Linked DNA regions of Homo sapiens: region 1 is linked to region 2. A link is a loop called in an ENCODE intact Hi-C map of the cell type or tissue named here. Cell type or tissue: gastrocnemius medialis. All regions are shown on one strand. Links, peaks and the distances in the headings refer to the core of each region. The heading gives the core; the rest is flanking DNA.

Region 1 (6,950 bases), core at 1,015-6,014, 100 kb before region 2:
TGGAGTGTGGAGGGAGGAGGGGACAGAACAAGATCCCAGACAGGAGGGACCCTCCACACAGGGGAGTGCTCAGCCTGGTCTCCCTCAGAGCTGGCAGCAGGTCTCACAGATGTGTGCTGAAGAGGCTAAAGGAGAACAGCTACCTAGAAATGCACAAGAATGCCTTTTGCGTCAGCAAATAGAATGTGTCCCTTTCTAATACCTGGCTTCAGGAAATAAAGGGGCCATTTAAAGAATGTGATTAGGTTGGCTGAATTATGTTTTTCCAGCTTCTGATGGACGTTTTTTAATGTCTTTATCAGTCATATTTAAATAGTACTCATTCTAATCAGATTCTTTAAAACATAATACTCTTGGAATGGATGACTTTTTATGGGATTTCCTCAAATATAATAATCAACAGTCATTGATTTGAAGATTCATTTCATTCCATTCAGTGGGTACCTTAAAATGACAAAATGGACATGGAACCTTTCAAATGTAAATAAAAGCAGAGAACATAGTAAAGAAATCGTATGGGTCCATTAATGAGCTTTGGCAGTTTTTAACATTTGGCAATTCTCCCACTTTTTTTTTTTTTTTTTGAGTCAAAGTCTCATTCTGTTGCCCAGGCTGGAGTGCAGTGGCACAATCTCGGCTCACTACAGCCTCCGCCTCCTGGGTTCAAGAGATTCTCCTGCTCAGCCTCCCAAATAGCGCCCTCCACCACACCCAGCCAATTTTGTGTTTTCAGTAGAGACAGGGTTTCACCATGTTGGTCAGGCTGGTCCACAGCTCCTGACCTCAGGTAATATACCTGTTTCAGCCTCCCAGCAATGCTGGGATTACAGGTGTGAGCCACTGTGCCTGGCCCCACTTCTTATTTTTATTTTTGGCTTGAACGTTTTAAGGCAAAAGCTCCCCATTCTATCTTTTCATTTGTAAATACTTCTGTGCTGATTGTGCACTGATAAATCTTACTTTTTTTTTTGAGACGGAGTCTCGATTTGTTGCCCTGGCTGGAGTGCAATGGCGTGGTCTCGGCTCACTGCAACCTCCACTTCCTGGGTTCAAGTGATTCCCCTTCCTCAGCCACCCGAGTAGCTGGGATTACAGGCATCCACCACCACACCCAGCTAATTTTTGTATTTTTAGCAGAGAGAGGGTTTCACCATGTTGGCCAAGCTGGTCTTGAACTCCTGATCTCAGGTGATCCGCCTGCCTCAGCCTCCCAAAGTGTTAGGATTACAGGCATGAGCCACCATGCCTGGCTTGATAAAGCTTGCTTTTTTATGACTGTCACCTCATTACCCTGCCTGACAGTAATTCCTTAATGACAGCTAATTTCCTGTCCATACTTAAATTTCCCAGATTGTGTTCAAGGTAACTTTTTACAGTTGTATATGATCCTTGTGCTAGGACTCCTGGCTAGGACTTTGGAAGACACAGAGGTTGGCCTCAGCAATCTCCTTTCTGGTGACTCTGTGAATGTGCCCTCACAGTTCATGTCTGTATCTTCTGGTCACTCAGACACCCCTTGTGTGTCTGTGTGCCTCAGCCTTGCTTGTGGTCCCCGAGATGCCTGTTCCCCGCTGTGCCCCTCAGTCTTTCTTCGCTGCCTCGCGATGGCTTGCTGGCTCTAACAGGGATTTCTGCTTTCCTTGCTCTGGCGCTCCATGCAGCTAGCCGTTCATCTGTTTATTCAGTCATACCCCAAGGGTTGTGAGCCCCTGGCAGGAATGGGCACTGTGCAAGGTGCTGGAGACCTAAAGAAGACGTGGCCTTTGCTCTTGGGGAGGATGGTGAGGGGCAGAGGCAGATTCCATGCAGTACAGTGTGGTGTTGCTATGGCAGACACCAGCCGGAGGGAAGGGCACACACCTGGGGAGGCACCCTGCTTCAGGGAGTGGCACTGGAGTTCCTACCTGAGGTCAAGGTGTTCACATGGAGAGGGGAGTATGCATGGTGCCAGAAAGGGTGCTGGCCCAGGTGTCTGGGGGAAGTGGGATTTAGCATATTAGTATTCAGGGTTATTATTTGAGCAGTTTAATCTTCCTGAAACTCACAAGGAGGGGCCGAGGCTGAGGTTGTGTGGGAAGCTGGAGAGAAAGTCAGGGCAGTAGGGAGCCCAGGAAGGCTTAAGCAGGGTGGGGCGAGCCTAAATTTGAATTTAGAAAGATAGCACACATCTTTCACGCACCCTTTGTTCTGATATCTGTGTTTATTTAGGGGTAAACTAACTTCTGATTAAGACAAGATTTAAAGGAAGGCTGAGCACAAATCATTTTACAATGTAGACAAGCTTTTTCCAAGCCAGCAATCTGAGTTGTGACATTGCAGGTTTCACATTATCTCTGCTGGAAAGGACCCTGGTGATCACCCGGCCAGGCATTCTAGTTTGCCTGTTCCTTCAGAATCCATGTTCCCCAATGATTAGCAGTCAGATTTCAAAATAATGCAAATTAGATGTGCTGATGGCACACATTGTCCTCTGGTAACCAGTAGCACATAATTTATGCCACTGGCATTGTGACTTGCCCATTCTATTGAGTCTCTGTGATTGGTGTATGCATTTGATTGTGTTTGCTCAAGTCCAAGTGTTGATCTTGAGCAGTCACCACCTTTCATTCAGGTTGCAAATATGACCACCCTAAGGTTACTGCTGCTCATGTGGAACATTTTGCTTTGCAGCATCTTAGGGGTATTTCTGTTTTCCTGAGCTGCCATTTTTCTCTGTATCTCATTTGTTTTCCCAAGGCCCTCGTATAGGGCTGGCATGCAGGAGGATGAACAAAAATAGACACAGGAAACCAGGCCAAAGAAAGGCAGAGAGGGGAGAGATATCAGCCATGAAAGCAAATCTGTGTCCTGCAATTGAACATCAGTTCGGTCTTTATGTTTCTGACAAGCTGGGCAACAGGGAAACAATAATTTCCATAGTTCTCATTATTGAAAGTAGGACAAGTTGCGTTTCCTCAAAGGAGGCGTCATTGTTTTTGGCACTGAAAGGTAATTACTTGTAGTTGTTTGTTCTGATCACTGCTGTTCACTTCCATTCTGTGGCTTGCTGGGAGTGTTCACATATAATTTGCAGACATTGTTAGCACAGCTACTGTGTGCAAGGCACAGAAGTGTTTGAGACTGAGTCTTATTTCTGGAATAAGGAGAGGTGGCACTCTAGGACGGGAGGTAAGCAGGAGAGCAGATGGGCAGGATCAGCACATGAAGGTCCTCTGAGCCCTGCTGCCCGGCAGAGCTCCGTTGTAGGCAGTGGAGGAGCCATGGAAGATCATAAGCTCCTGTTTTAGAAAACAAGCTCTGGCTGCTTTGTGGAGGGCCACACCCGAGTGCAGTGACACAGGATCCAGGGAGGGCTGAGAGGAAGTGTCAGCAGGAGGGCAGTGAGGTCTGTGGCTCTGGGAGCCTAGAGTCACTTGGGAGGTGACTTAGGAGAGCAGACAATGAGAACACAGAGAGGGAAGGACACAAGTATGTAGAACGACTTGCAAAATAATCAAATGATAGACTTGTTCCCAATTGTTATAACATCATTTGTTGAAAAGACTATTTGGGAAAGAATAACAATTTAAAAAGGAAACTGTTATGAAACAATCAGTTGCTGTCCATTCCTCACTGGACCCTGAGCACCAGTGCGGTGGGCATGCTGGGAGGAGATGCTGCTGACTTTAGACTATGCAGGGCTCTGTTCTCCTTTCTCTCTGTGCTATCATTATGCACAAGTGGAAACAAGACGTTTTGGCCCTGCACTCCTGAGGACTATTTTATATTGTTCTTTACAGTTTTAACCCTGATGACTTCTTATATTGTTCTTGTTCATATTTTAACAAGGACAGGTTGAGTAAATTAGTTGCATACAATTAGTTGAGTAGGTAGAAGAGTATTTCCATAGATATCCATCTTGAAGACTAGTATTTGAATTCAGTTCTTATTTCCCATTTGTATTTTCTAAAATTATTATTTATTTATTTTATTTTTTGAGACTGAGTTTTGCTCTTGTTGCCCAGGCTGAAGTACAATAACGTGATCTCAGCTCACTGCAACCTCCACCTCCTGGGTTTAAGCGATTCTCCTGCCTCAGCCTCCCGAGTAGCTGGGATTACAGGCACCCCCCAACCATGCCTGGCTAATTACTGTATTTTTAGTAGAGACAGGGTTTCACCATGTTGGCCAGGCTGGTCTCGAACTCCTGACCTCAGGTGAGCCACCTGCCTCGGCCTCACAAAGTGCTGGGATTACAGGTGTGAGTCATCACGCCCAGCCCCATTTTCATTATTGTTGTTTTTTCTTTCTTTCTTTTTTTTTTTTTTTGGAGACTGTTGCCCAGGCTGGAGTGCAGTGGCGGGATCTCAGCTCACTGCAACCTCTGCCTCCCGGGTTCAAGCAATTCTCTTGTTTCAGCCTCCCAAATAGCTGGGACTACAGGCGCCTGCCACCATGCCTGGCTAATTTTTGTATTTTTAGTAGAGACAAGGTTTCACCTTGTTGGTCAGGCTGATCTCGAACTCCTGAACTCAGGTGATCCACCCGCCTCGGCCTCCCAAAGTGCTGGGATTACAGACGTGAGCCATCATGCCTGGCCCCCATTTGTATTTTTTAAATTTTACTTTTTAAACCAAAATGGAGTCCAGTTGACTTCTTTCATAATTCCATGAATTTTAACATGTGCATAGATACCACAATTAGCACACAGAACACTTTCATCACCCCAGCATTTTCTTTTGTTCTCTTCCTGGCAACCACTGATTTGTTCTCCATCACTATAATCTTTTTTGAGAATGCCCTATAAATGGAATTGTAGGGTATAACCTAACCTCTTTCGCACAGCATACTGCCTTTGAGATTCAGCTCCTTTCAGTCAACTGTCAGTAGTTCATTCATTTTTTTTTCTTTTTTTTTGAGACAGAGTCTCACTTTGTAGCCCAGTTATTATGCAGAGTCATCTTCTATCATATGGGTCCACCACTGTTTGTTTACCCATCCACCCATTGCAGGACATCTGGGTTTTCTCCAGTGTTTTGTGAGTGTGAATAGAGCTGCTATAAACATTCATGTACAGGTGTTTGTGTGAACCTACAGTTTCATTTCTTTAGGGTAAATACCCAGGAGTGGGAGTGCTGGGTCATAACTATATGCATAAAGTGTTTAACATTTTAGGAAATTGCCAAATGGTTTCCCAGAGTGTCTGTACCATTTTGCATTCCCACCAGCAGTGCATGAGAGCTCCAATTGCTTTGTATCCTCACCAGCACTTGATATTTTTAAGATTGTTTCATTTTAGCTATTCTTATATATTAGTATTACATCATGGTTTTAACTTGCATTTACCTAAAGGCTAACGATGGCGAAGCTTTATGTGTTTATTTACCATCCATATGTCTTTTTGGGGGAAATCTTTTGCCTGTCTTTTAAGTCTTTTGCCTGTTTTTCAAAGGGTTGTTTGTTTTCTTATTCTGTGGGATTGTTTTTATTTTTTGATTTTTCAACTTTTATTTTGGAATAAGAGGGTTCATATGCAGTTTTGTTACATGGGTATATTGCGGGATGCTGAGGTTTGGGGAATGGCTGATCCTATTATCCAGGTAGTGAGTGTGGTACCCATGCTCCTCTCCTTTCCTCCCCACCTCCAACATCGCCAGTGTCTGTTGTTCCCATCTTTGTGTCCATGTGTACTCAATGTTTAGCTCCCGCTTGTAAGTAACAACATGCAGTATTTGGTTTTCTGTTCCTGCATTAATTCACTTAGGATAGTGGCATCCAGCTGCATCCATGTTGCTGCAAAGGACATGATTTAATTCTTTTTTATGGCTGTGTAGTATTCGATGGTGTATATGTACCATATTTTTTTAATCCAGTCCACCATTGATGGGCACTTAGGTTGATTCCATGTCTTTCCTATTGTGAATAGTGTTGCAGTGAACATATGAGTGGCATGTGTCTTTTTGGCACAATGGTTTCTTTTCCTTTGGATATATATCCAGTAATGGGATTGCTTCATTGAATGGTAGTTATGCTTAAGTTCTTTGAGAAATCTCTAAACTACTTTCCACAGTGGCTGAACTAATTTGCATTCCCATCAACAGTGTATGTATTCCCCTTTCTCTACAGTCTCACCAACATCTGTTATTTTTTGACTTTTTGATAATCACCGTCCTGACTAGTGTGAGATGGCATCTCATTGTGGTTTTGATTTGCATTTCTCTGATGATTAATGATGATGAACAGTTTTTTCATATGTTTCTTGGCTGTTTGGATATTTTATTTTAAGAAGTATCTGTTCATGTCCTTTGCCATTTTAAAATTAGATTTTTTTTTGCTTTTTTTTTTTTAGTTACTTGAAGTTTCTTTATATAATGTGGATACAGCTCCTAGGTCATATGTGATTTGCAGATTTTTTTTTTTCAGTCAGTATCTTGTGTTTTTATTCTTTAGCAGTGTCTTTGGAAGAGTAGAAAATTTTAATTATGAAGAAGTACAGCTTTTTTTTTTTTTTAAACTTTATGCTCTAGACATGATTTAGGCACCATATCTAGGAACTCTTGCCTAACCCAGGCCATGAATATTTTCTTGGATGTTTCTTCTGAAGGTTTTATACCTTTACTTTTCCATTTAGATCAGTGGTCCATTTTGAGTTAATTGTTGTATAAGGCATGTGACTTAGGTCGAAGTTCTTCTGCTACTTCTCATTTTTCTTTGGCATAGGGTATCCAATTGTTATAATACCATTTGTTGAAAAGACTGTCTTTCGTCTATTTAATTGCCTTTACACCTTCATAAAAAATCACTTGAATATATTTATGTGGATCTATTTCTTGATTGTCAGTCTTGTTTAATTGATTTATAACTGTTGCTTCACCAATATCACACTATCTTGAATACTGTAGCTTTATAGTAAGTCTTAAGGCTATGTAATGTGATTCCTCCAACATTCTTATTTTTCAAAATTAGTTTGG
Region 2 (6,950 bases), core at 678-5,677:
GGGAGAAAAATGACTACCACTTTATCTGCAGTCATTTAGAATTAGCATTAGTCAACTGAGTGTTTTTCTTCCTGATTATTATATATGCCTGGTGTTTTTTAAAATATATTTATAGCTTAAATACGTGTGTGTAGTGTGTATACATAAATACATGTAGGTCTGTGTACACACTGTATATGTTTCATATATGTGTGTATATAGTACATATATACAGTATATATGTATTTATATATATATATATCTATGTACATATATAGATATTCCTGTATTTATGTGGATATTTTGACTCCTTAAAACTTTGATGTCATGTTTTTGGAGGGTTTTTCTTTAAATTATTCATACTGCTTCCAAACTTTTTTTTTTAGAAAATGCATATAAGTGCCATGTGTTCACATCTGGCCAGAACCCTTGGAAGACAGTAAAGTATATGTGTTGGATTTTAAATGTAGAGTCTTCCCTGATGTTTATTTCGCTGTGTTGTTAGCAGCTTGTTCACTAGCAAGAGATTCTAAACCAGATTTATTATTCTAGACATTTGTTTTTCAATATTCATTATGCTGTTTTCCCCCATTACTCACTCAATTTGTGGAAGAAGGATTCAGGCTACACACAATCCTGCCACACCCAATTGTCAAATTGACACAAGAGTTGAAGGCTTGTGGGAGGATATCTTACTGAATTCTTTTTGCCTGTGTGTTCTTCCAGAAATCTGTGCGTTTGGTCGTGAATTACCTGCGGACACAAAAAGCTGTTGTGCGTGTGAGCCCTGAGGTTCCTCTCCAGAATATTCTCCCAGTCATTTGTGCAAAGTGTGAGGTCAGCCCAGAGCACGTGGTTCTCCTCAGGGACAACATTGCCGGAGAGGAGCTGGAGCTGTCCAAGTCCCTGAACGAGCTCGGGATAAAGGAGCTCTACGCGTGGGACAACAGAAGAGGTGAGGCCCCGCTGCGTCTCACGCACCTGCCCATAATCACACGGATGCGCGGCGTGTACATGTCCCCTGTTGGCTCTCCCCAGCACTCTCAGTAGCGCCAGGGAGAGATGGGTACATGAAGTTCCAGGCAAGTCAAGTTGAAGTAGGCAAAAAAGAAATCTGGCCTGTTTTCATTCCTCTGGATTGAGCTGTGCCTCCTTTCTCCCAGCCCTGAACATGTCCTTTATCCTTTGTCTCCCTGCAAACTTCCACGACATAAGTAAAAGGGGAAAAGGTGAGGTGAGATTAGAGCTTATGCTCTGAAGTAACTACTCCAAACCATCTATAATACTTTCTTGTGGGTTGGTGGCTCACACTTGTAATCCTGGCACTTTGAGAGGCTGAGGCAGGAGAATGGCTTGAGCTCAGGAGTTCAAGACCAGCCTGGACAAAATAGTGAGACCCCGTCTCTACAAAAAAATTTTAAAATTAGCCAGACGTGGTGGTGCATCCCCATTCCTGTAGTCCCATCTACTGGAGAGGCTGAGGCTGGAGGATTGGTTGAACCCAGGAGGTTGAAGCTGCACTGAGCTATGATTGCACCATTGCCCTCAGCCTAGGTGACAGAGTGAGACCCTGTCTCTTTAAAAAAAAAATTATCTTGATTTTCTTTTTCAGTTGCCATTAACTGCTGTTCCCAGGTTTCAAACATTGCTCATGTCTAAAACCAGTGGCAGAAATTCATTTAGCTGTTCTCTAAAACTGAACAATTACAGTGCGTGAGATCCATTCCTGAAGATAACTTTAGGGCCACCTTAGGCCTCCTCACTGTGTTGCCAGTGTCATCCTGCTTGCTCATCATGTGAAACTGGCTTTTAGTATGAGGCCACAGTTAGAGCCACTGGTGAGAGTGGCAGCCCAGAGGCCTTGCTGGTGCAGAGACTGTTATGTTGTGTAAGCACATGTTTCTGATTGATATAGAGTGCTAACTGCTACTGTCAGGCCAAAGGAAATGTTATATTCCTTGACCTTAGAATGATCAAAATGGACTTCGTAAAAGTTTCTCTTCTAATAAGCCTCATTTGATGTCTGTTGTCTCTGTTTCATTATTCCACAAATATTGAATAGGTTGAGTTTAAAAAATATATACATATTCAAGTTTTTCCTGTTTTTCTATGACTTTTTTTTCTAATTTTTTCCAACAAAAATGTATTTTTTCTCTTTTTTTTATTTTTTGAGATGGAATTTCACTCTTATAGCCCAGGCTGTAGTGCAATGGTGCAATATCGGCTCACTGCAACCTCCACCTCCCAGGTTCAAGTGATTCTCCTGCCTCAGCCTCCTGAGTAGCTGGGATTACAGGCACCTCCCACCATGCCCGGCTAATTTTTGTGTTTTTAGTAGAGACGGGGTTTCACCACGTTGGCCAGGCTGGTCTCGAACTCCTGACCTCAGGTGATCCGCCTGCCTTGGCCTCCCAAAATGCTGGGATTACAGGCCTGAGCCACTGCGCCTGGCCATATTTTTTCTTAATACCAAGTTTATTGTGAAATCCATGATCATAGTGGAATCTCTGTCCAGCCTTCCTCTCCCCGCCAAGTCCGCCCTTGTCTTCCTGGGTATCTGGCATCTAGATCTGATTTGACATTCAAGAGAGGGTTTTGGCTCAGTTGAGTATAAGATACATGGACTGTTTATTTCTTCAAAAAAAGTACTCTGACATTTGAGAATAATGCATCTTGTGTTTTATCCAGTGTCTTTTTTAAAACACAGACAGAAATAGTCTCAGTATTGCTGCAAAGGCCTGGTGGCACTGAGTATATCAGCACTATTTAAATTTGGTTTACATGACTCTTTGGAAACAGCTTCCATTTGTTAAGATAAAAAGAAAAATAAAGGGAAAACTGTTTCACGTTCAGGTATCTGAAATAAAAAGGCTTACAAGTGTTTCTGTTACATGCTACCACTTGGATGTATCTTGAAAGGTAGATGTTGAACCTGGCACTTGGGAGAAGTGATATAAAACCTGCCTGTCTGTGAAGGAGAGGACCCAGGATAGCCCATGGTCATTGGGAATGTAGGAGCTGAAGTGTTCATGTGGTCAGGGGCCCAGAGCATCTCTTCTGATCCTCATATGGGACAGAGCAGAACAAGCCGGTGCGGTCAGCTTGGCCGTTCAGATTTGGAAGCACTTCTGCCCTTGGTTGGAACTAGCTGCTCCCAAACCTCCAAGTCCCCCTCTCTACTCCTTTGGACATTTTGGCCCTTTCCACCCCACCCCCAAGGCACCACGAGCTTCCCCACCATGGGGGCTCTGCTCCAGCCTTGTGGCCAGCACCCCTTTCGTCTGGACCATGCCTGTGCCATGCCAGCTGTGACATTTGATTACCGTCCCTGCCAAATGCCTGCCTCCTGCTCACTGTCAAATATTCGAAAAGAAAAGACACTTGTCCAGAGGCCATCTCCGAGGCTCCCTTTCTCCCCTACAACCGCCCTGGGCAGGCCTGCTGGGTACTGCTGGAGGAGCCCTTACTTTCAATCCTCTTGGTAGGCACTTGGAGGGGACAGACGTCCACTCCTGAGCCCTACCACTGCTGGAGAACAGAAGGGCAGCTGGCAGGAGGTGAGGCATTGCTACGCAGAGGCCTGCCCTCCCCTGGAATCCCCGGTGGGAGCATCTTGATAAAGCCAAGGGCTCTGCTGCCACCTGCGTCCTCAGCGGTGCTTAGCAGGCTATGCAGCTGTGGCCCTGAGAGGGCCAGCCCAGAGAGGCAAGCTGACCCAGCAAGAGACCTTCTCACTGCTGCAGCAGGACAGCCCCCCTCTGAGGCTTGTGAGGGCCAAGGCCTGGGTCAGGGACTCCCACACATCTCAAAGCTGGACCTCACTCTCTCATTGCCTGCCTTTTCCAGTTCGTCTGAGCAAAACTCAGTCCGAGCCTTCCCTGAGCTGTCAAGGTACAGTGAACCTGGGGCTTCCCGCTCCCGCTGTGAGGCTGCACTATGCATGGCTCTGGGGTCAGAGCTGCACAGAGGTGATGTTTTTGTGCCAGACTCCAAGGAATGGAAGTTTGGCTTGGGGCCCTCCTGAAGGTGCATGCGAGGCTGACATGAGATTTTGGTTTGGTTTCTTGATTCCCTGGTTGGTTCAGATAAGAATGCTTCTTAGGAGAATTTGCTGTGTGGCTCTAATTGATGAGAAATGAGGGAGGCTGTTACAGAAAACAAATTCTGTTGCCCAATAATTCAGGGCAGATCAGAAGTGGTGTGCGCAGGAAAGGCACCCTTTCCTTTTCACCTCTGCCTGCCCATGCTTACCTGCCCCTGAAGGCCATCCTGCATGCTACAGAATTTGGGACAGTATGGATTTTAAAATTTAACCTTTTCTGTCATAGACAAGTATGCAAATGATTAGTCCAGATTTTGCATTTATTCCAACATCTATTTAAGTTTCATAGAGATATTTCTATACAGAAAGAGATGTTTATATGTATATATAGGCAGATATAGATATATGTGTGTGTGTGTGTGTGTGTGTGTATATATATATATATATATATACTTAAACATATACATATATGTATATACATATGTAGAATGCCCATTGTACATTTGCAGATGTTGACCTGGTCCCCCGCTTCCATTTACTCCTTATGGCCTTGTTCTGGTCACTGAGTCTCCTCCTCTAGACAAGTGAGTGGTTTGGACTCGTTGGTCTTTAAGGGTCCTTCATCCTTCTCTGCCACTCTGCAATTCATCTTTAACATTTTTCAAATCATTGTAATGCTTCAGAAAGTAAAACTTTCTTGCAGACTGTGTGAGTTCCCACACTTTTCTTAATATTTAATTACGTGTAAATTAGAGTAAATTCAAACAAAATAAATGCCACCCTCAGCTTATCATACCATAGGCACCATGGGTTCTAGAGCTCACTTGCGTGTGTTCGAGGGCTGGCTATGCATCAGTTGTTCATTGTTGCTCTGCTTTATAGCTGGGCAGCCTCTGGAAATTTTGGCTGATGGGAACACTGAGTTCTCCTACTTTGCTCCCAAACCAGTTCTTCTTCAGTGTCTGCCAAGCCTCTAGAGGCCTCATAGGAGGCCCCTATCAGTCAGTGACTGAGACCAAAGCCTCACCTCTAAAAATAGACCATCAGTGTTAGGCGCAGCTCAGCACTGTGAGTCACAGGCCCCTGGTGCCTCCAGACAGCTGCAGGCTGTAGCTGCATGAGAAAGTGTCTCTCCCACTATTGAGGGGCATTCTGGTGCCGGGGCTGTCCTGGACCCTTCGTCAGGGAGCCGACCTCAGTCCTTAGAGGTGATGATCAGCCACTGTCCTCATTCAAGAAGAGAAACAACAGGCTAGATCTCATTGCAGTTTTCTGATGCAGTCTGTCCTTTCTGTGGTCGGTGTAATACAGCTTGTGTACTAGGAAAATGCTCTACTTCTCGATTATCAGTAGGATACTATGATGTCATCTGTTTCAACATAGACAATTTCTCAACTTAAGATTTTTCAACTTTACCATGGTGTGAAAGTGCTATGCATTCAATATGCTCCTGGACTTACGATGGGGTCACATCTGGATAAAGCCGTCGTGAACTGAAAGTGTAACCCCATCGTCAGTTCGTGAGCATCCGTTGGTCCATGTCACATACCACTCAATTCTAGAAACATCCTTGGTTATAAACATACATATTAAAGCATATAATAGTTTAGATGCAGTCTTAACTGTGTGCTCTGTTTTCCTCTTTATAGCTCTGTACCTAATAGAGGGCTTGCTGCAACTAACTTTACAGCGCGTTTGCACACATGCATTGGTGCTGCTGCACCATGTTGCAGTGGGCCCTCTGATTTGGGTACTGTGCGATGTGGAGCCTGCTCAGTGCCTCCACTGGAGCCTCCTGCATGTAACCAAGTGTCCTGGCCCTGCCCTGGTGGCTAGGATGTGCACCTTTGCTCCTACAGCGTGATATCAGGAGCGTGTGTGCTGGGTTTTTGCTTTGCTGTGTGGACGCTATCAGTGTTCACGCCTGTGTTATTAATGCACTGACTGCTGTGTGTGTTCTCTAACTCAAATGTGAAATCATATATTAGCAGGTCAAGAAGTTAATTGAGGGTTACCTTGTTTGCATTAATAGTCTGATGGCAGAATTTGTAAAATCCCAGTCCATGATTCTGCCACCAATGGTATAGAGCTCTTGCTATCAGTTGGCAGTGATATGGGAAAAATCATTTTTCTATCCTCCAGGAACACCTCCACTTTCCTTCTTCTTGTCATATCTGTATGCCCTGGCAGAGAAGAATGGAATGAAGTAATGACAAAGGCCTTTCCTGAGCAAATCATGACACTAGTGAGCAGTGTGCTGAGCTGTGTGAGTGCCGTCTGCGTGCTTGATGCACTCACCCTCAACCTGCAGATGAAGCTGCTGAGGCTTGGAGGAGCTAAGTGGTTTTCCGAAGTGTGCCTCACACATGGGCGCTCTTAATCTCTCAGCACCACTCCCAAGCGTGTTCTCCAGACCCTCAGCTTAAGCCTCCTTAGGGGCTAGTTTGACTGTGTAGTGCTGGGCCCTGCACCCAGCGTTTCTTATTCTGGGGGTCTGGAGTGGGCCCAAGCATTCGCATCTCTCATAAGTTCCCAGCGATGCTGATGCTGCAGGTTCCATCTCGCTTTGGGAACCACATCCCATGGCTGTCTTGTCAGCTGACAGACACATCTGGGCTTCAGTGTGCTTGTCTGGAATTTGGAAGGTTCCAACCTGGCTCTAGAATCCTGATGAAGAAAAATTCAAGAGGGGTTGAGGATTTAGAGCTTCAGGAAAAAGAAAGAAGAAAACAATTGCTCCCCTAGAGAATGTAATTTGAAAGGAAAACGTTCTGGATGCAGCAGAGGAAGGAAAATCTGGAAAGGTGGTTCCTGGGAGATTTGATGCAGTTGTTTCAAATACCACCTGGGGAGCCCATAGCTGTTACTCCATTTTCTGGAAATGAGCAGGAAAGCTGCTGATTTATTTCATTTAGTTAAAGTTTGTACC

Evidence for each region. Hi-C counts contacts between places; a loop is a spot of excess contacts. Peaks named below come from ENCODE experiments on the same cell type or tissue, not always from the same donor. Only the 100,000 strongest peaks of a DNase experiment are listed, where the experiment ranks them.
Region 1: a loop joins it to region 2, with 2.8 times the contacts of the local background. A loop is called at or near these places in 1 of 110 quality-filtered maps.

What each region holds. Positions count from the first base shown.
Region 1 is chr7:51,285,781-51,292,730 of GRCh38, reverse strand. The region is part of intron 1 of COBL (cordon-bleu WH2 repeat protein); the gene reads left to right. Among named protein-coding and RNA genes, the nearest start is that of COBL, 28 kb to the left of the region's middle. In gastrocnemius medialis, for the core only: no CTCF peak of the experiment used is centred there; a DNase peak (open chromatin) is centred at 3,340; H3K4me3 peaks cover 949 bases; H3K27ac peaks cover 4,707 bases.
Region 2 is chr7:51,184,834-51,191,783 of GRCh38, reverse strand. It overlaps COBL (cordon-bleu WH2 repeat protein), which reads left to right. Exons shown (of 13, transcript NM_015198.5): 4 at 706-934. Among named protein-coding and RNA genes, the nearest start is that of COBL, 130 kb to the left of the region's middle. RefSeq lists enhancers at 2,804-3,409, 3,410-4,016. In gastrocnemius medialis, for the core only: a CTCF peak has its summit at 3,617; DNase peaks (open chromatin) are centred at 907, 3,593 and 5,103; H3K27ac peaks cover 2,436 bases.